Regions from separate parts of the Mus musculus genome. Here region 1 is linked to region 2. A link is a loop called in an ENCODE intact Hi-C map of the cell type or tissue named here. Cell type or tissue: left cerebral cortex. All regions are shown on one strand.

What was found. Peaks named below come from ENCODE experiments on the same cell type or tissue, not always from the same donor. Only the 100,000 strongest peaks of a DNase experiment are listed, where the experiment ranks them.
Region 1: a loop joins it to region 2, with 2.2 times the contacts of the local background. A loop is called at or near these places in 1 of 42 quality-filtered maps.

The regions. Positions count from the first base shown.
Region 1 is chr1:54,595,038-54,597,537 of GRCm38, forward strand. No RefSeq gene overlaps it. Among named protein-coding and RNA genes, the nearest start is that of Pgap1, 39 kb to the left of the region's middle. In left cerebral cortex, no CTCF peak of the experiment used is centred here; a DNase peak (open chromatin) is centred at 1,300.
Region 2 is chr1:54,820,615-54,823,114 of GRCm38, forward strand. The region is part of intron 2 of Ankrd44 (ankyrin repeat domain 44); the gene reads right to left. Among named protein-coding and RNA genes, the nearest start is that of Ankrd44, 100 kb to the right of the region's middle. In left cerebral cortex, no CTCF peak of the experiment used is centred here; DNase peaks (open chromatin) are centred at 1,371 and 2,235.

The sequences.
Region 1 (2,500 bases), 230 kb before region 2:
AGGAGTGAGAAGTGCTGCTTTCTGGCTTACTCTTCATGACTTGCTCAGCCTGCTTTCTAATAGAACTCAGGACTACCAGCCTAGGAGTGGCCTCACCCACAGTGGGCTGCCCCTCCACCCCCCTCCCCCACACCAATGAAGGAAATGCCTTATAGGCTTGCCCACAACCAAACTTTAAGGAAAAATTTTCTTAATCTGAGTTCCTTCTTCTCAGATGACCTTAGCATGTGTCAGGTTGACATAAAACTATACAGCACATATATGCAAAAGACCTAGGTCAGACCTCAACAGGCTCCCCAATGTCTGTCAGCTCCCAGACAACTGATTCTGTGGGCCTTATTCTTGTAGTGTCCCCGATGCTCTGGTTCCTCCAATCCTTCCTCCTCCTCTGCAGAACTCCCAGAGCTCTGCTGTAAGGTTCCATGATTCACTGAAGAATGATACTCTGGACTCACAGTCTGCAAAAGCAAAGAGTGTTTTATTCTGCAGAAGTCCAGCATGCTGGGGTCTACTATCTTCCAAGATGGAGGTGCCCCAGTGAGTTTATAGGCCCAATTTAAAGCACATTAGGGGAACTCTAGGGCGGGGTAGATGACCTCTATCTTAATCTGTTGGCTCTATCTCTAGGGACAGTCCAGAACCATTGCTTGGACATGGGGGTTGATAGAGGGGGCTGGAAACTGATGCTGAGGAGGTCTGGAAACTGCTGCTGACCCATTGTCCTTCCCTCAGGCCAGGTGTCTGTGCCTGGACTTGCCAGGACTTATCTAGTTCTTGGAAACAAAGATTTAGACCTAGTCTCTGGAACTGCCAATATAAAGCCTGTCACGGAGTCATCCTAGCCTGTCTTACTGCCTAATGTTGGGCTGTGATACTTTGCATCTGCTCCTACCAGATGCTGGATGGAGTCTGTCTGGTCTCTCTGGTGATGATCATGGTATTATTTTGCCTGCTTATGGGACCCTGTCCCTCCTACTGGGTTCCTTCATCAAGCCTTGGTGTGATGGGATATGCCAGGTCTTATGGTAGCTTGTTTTGCCATATTTAGTTGGTGTCCCTGGAAGGCCTCCTCTTTTTCTGGAGGGAGGCAGAGGTGGGTGGAGCTGGGGGAGAGAGGAGGTGAGAGGGAAGGAGGAAGAGCAGAGAAGGGAGGGAAAACTATAGTTGGGATTAATATATGAGAGAATTTTTAAGATACATATCAAGCACAGAAGCTTCCAAAATTTCCTGCCTGCTTCTCTGGAACTGTACTTAGCAGTACAACACATCAGCAATGTGTGCTACTGTCACTCCCACCATACTTTGTGTTAGTCATCCTGGAGTGCTACAGTCTTAGTTTGGCATGTGGAAATTAATTAAATGCTTGAATGGAGTAGGGAGGAACAAAGTAAATATGGAAATACGGTTGTAGCTGGAGCCAGGCAATAGTAAAAGAGACAAAACCAGAGAAAGATGAATGAGTGATCCACGGGACACTACTAGACTTGCCTCATTTTAGCAGTTTTTCAAATTACCCATGTGCATTAGCTACATAGTCAGTCTTGTTCTTCCCTAGTGTGTGTCTGCACGTGCAGGCCATGTGTGCACATGAGTGGAGACCCAAGATTGATGTTGGCTGTCTTTCTCATTGCTTTCCACTTGGTTTTTGAGACAGGATCACTCACTGAACCAGGAGCTCACTGGTTGACCAGAAGGCTACAAGGTCCTCTAGTCCCTACCTCCTCAGTGCTGGAATTAAAGGTACCTGCTGCCATGCCTGGCTTTTTATGTGAGTACTGAGAATCTAAACTCAGGTTAGTGTGGTGAGCCCTTTAATGACTGAGTCATCTTCTCCCTAATTTTTTAAGACATCACTGACGATCTAGCGAGTAACATGTACTTGTTAATATATACTATCTGTGGTTGTTTTCTTTTTTTCCTGGTGAGTCTTGAAATAATCTGGAAAGATTTGGGTGGACATATTTTGGTTGCCAGTAGAGCAGCTAGTTGGAAATATGGTTTATGTCTGTGAGCAATATTTGTTGGCAAATCGGGCACATCCATGGACAGATAGAAGTGACTTCATGACAATCAGGCATCTTTACAGCCAGCTCTCTAGAGACCCAGTGGTGAAACCGTGACAGTGTCACTGCTGTGTGTGTTCCTTTGCTCATGGGGGCCCAATAAAAGCCATGGTCTCCCTGTCCCTTCTCTTGTCTTTCCTTCCTCTCCTAGAGGCTACCTCTATTTTCCCGCCCAATAAACCTCCCATGTGAGACCTGCTGTATGGTGTGAATTTGTTGGGACCCACCCCCTAGTTCTGTCAATATTGACCTTCAAAATTACACTGACATTCCCAGTCAGGCTGGCTATCTACCTGGGTATCCAGGACTGTAGAGATTAATGCTTCTTATAATCAACTGGACTCCAAGACAAGGGAGGGAACAAGATGGGACTCTCATTCTTGACCCTACACTCATAGTCAGGCAAGTCTTTTCAGAGAAGCCAAGAGAGTCTATGG
Region 2 (2,500 bases):
CAGCTTCTCATTTAGTCTAATTTGTAGTATCCAAGATGCTAGCTACTAGCACAACATCTCAGAGCTTCCACCCTCAGTCAAGTCAATTACTAAAAGGAGAGAAGAAGGTACAATGTATCTGTAAAGGAGAAGAAGGTACAATGTATCTGTAAAGGAGAAGAAGGTACAATGTATCTGTAAAGGAGAAGAAGGTACAATGTATCTGTAAAGGAGAAGAAGGTACAATGTATCTGTAAAGGAGAAGAAGGTACAATGTATCTGTAAAGGAGAAGAAGGTACAATGTATCTGTAAAGGAGAAGAAGGTACAATGTATCTGTAAAGGAGAAGAAGGTACAATGTATCTGTAAAGGAGAAGAAGGTACAATGTATCTGTAAAGGAGAAGAAGGTACAATGTATCTGTAAAGGAGAAGAAGGTACAATGTATCTGTAAAGGAGAAGAAGGTACAATGTATCTGTAAAGGAGAAGAAGGTACAATGTATCTGTAAAGGAGAAGAAGGTACAATGTATCTGTAAAGGAGAAGAAGGTACAATGTATCTGTAAAGGAGAAGAAGGTACAATGTATCTGTAAAGGAGAAGAAGGTACAATGTATCTGTAAAGGAGAAGAAGGTACAATGTATCTGTAAAGGAGAAGAAGGTACAATGTATCTGTAAAGGAGAAGAAGGTACAATGTATCTGTAAAGGAGAAGAAGGTACAATGTATCTGTAAAGGAGAAGAAGGTACAATGTATCTGTAAAGGAGAAGAAGGTACAATGTATCTGTAAAGGAGAAGAAGGTACAATGTATCTGTAAAGGAGAAGAAGGTACAATGTATCTGTAAAGGAGAAGAAGGTACAATGTATCTGTAAAGGAGAAGAAGGTACAATGTATCTGTAAAGGAGAAGAAGGTACAATGTATCTGTAAAGGAGAAGAAGGTACAATGTATCTGTAAAGGAGAAGAAGGTACAATGTATCTGTAAAGGAGAAGAAGGTACAATGTATCTGTAAAGGAGAAGAAGGTACAATGTATCTGTAAAGGAGAAGAAGGTACAATGTATCTGTAAAGGAGAAGATCCAGAAGCACGGGAAGCCGGGCTAGAGGCTATAGAATCTATATTCCAAGGTTTCGGGGAAGTCAACACGGGAAAATCAGGCCGAGAAAACGTTAACGAATGTAGGAATGTGGCAAAGTGATCATTCTGAATTCCTTGGGTAGAGACTAAATGATTTAGCCCACATAGAGTGTATTTAATTTTATTTTATATTTTATGTATTTAAGTATTTTGTCTGCATGTGTGGCTGTGCACCATGTATGCCCCTGGTACCAGCGGAAAGCAGAAGAGAGTATCAGATGCCTGTGGGAGTGGAGTTCAGACAGCTGTGAGCTGCCATGTGCATTCTGGAAATAGAACCTGGGTCCTCTGGAAGAACAGTCAGTGCTCTCAACTGCTGAGCCATCTCTCCAGGCTGCTCATGAGTGGAATTAAAAATGCATTCTATTTTCTAAAGAACTAGTAATCTGCCCTAACAGATACCCAGATAAATTACAAGCTCACTACTCTCATTTGTCTTGTTCTTTAAAAAGCCCATTCTTGTAAAATATCAGTTTCTTTTTCTCTCATTTGCATCTTGAGATTAACATTCCTCCACCACCTACATTATTTTCTGTAGTCAAAGTGGTAGCATGAATCATTTCTTCCCCTTTGCTTGCTATAAGTTCTTTGCTTTTAACTTAAGATGCATTCTATTACAGTCACATATGAGCCCCTCCTTTCACAGAACAGAGAAAGGAAGCAAAGTGCATGTGTACTTGGGTCAAACTTTGCTGCAAATGATAAATATTACATGAATGACGAAATTGGTTTTTGTATAAAATGAGTAAATTAAAATCAACAACTTGTGGACAACTCAACTGTTTGAGACTACTAATTAGTATGTATTGAGCATTAAATGATACTGAAGAATACTTGCTAATTTCATTTGCTATACTAATGTATAGCATGTATACACCATGTGCACATGCATATACATCTGTGTGTGCGTGCATAGGTTGCTGTTAGTGGTTCTTTTTAATGGGAAATAAGCACCTCACATTTGGTGTCACATAGGAGTCACAAATCTTCGAAGTGTAGTCTTTCACAGTTGGAAGACAAGGCTCTCTAAAGCTACTTCAGGCTGAGAAGGAAGTTACGACGATTTACATGCTGACTCAACCTACCAGTATCTCTAACACTAAAACAAGAAGACGAAACAGCGCCATGAAGTACTACTGCTGCTAAGAGCACAAGGCAGGGCTGGGGCTATCTGAGGCAGTAGCAGGCATTGTCTGTAGGAGCTCTGTCTAATGGCCTTCCAGGGTCTCATCTGTAAAGACACTCCTCTCCTCTTTAGACAGCCCTGTATACTGTCTCTTAGCTTTGGAGCTGAAATCTTCTTGCTGTAGCTTACAACCACCTGGCATAATGACAGCGTAGATCCAATTTAATGTGACGACAATGTTCACTTGAGCTGTGTGC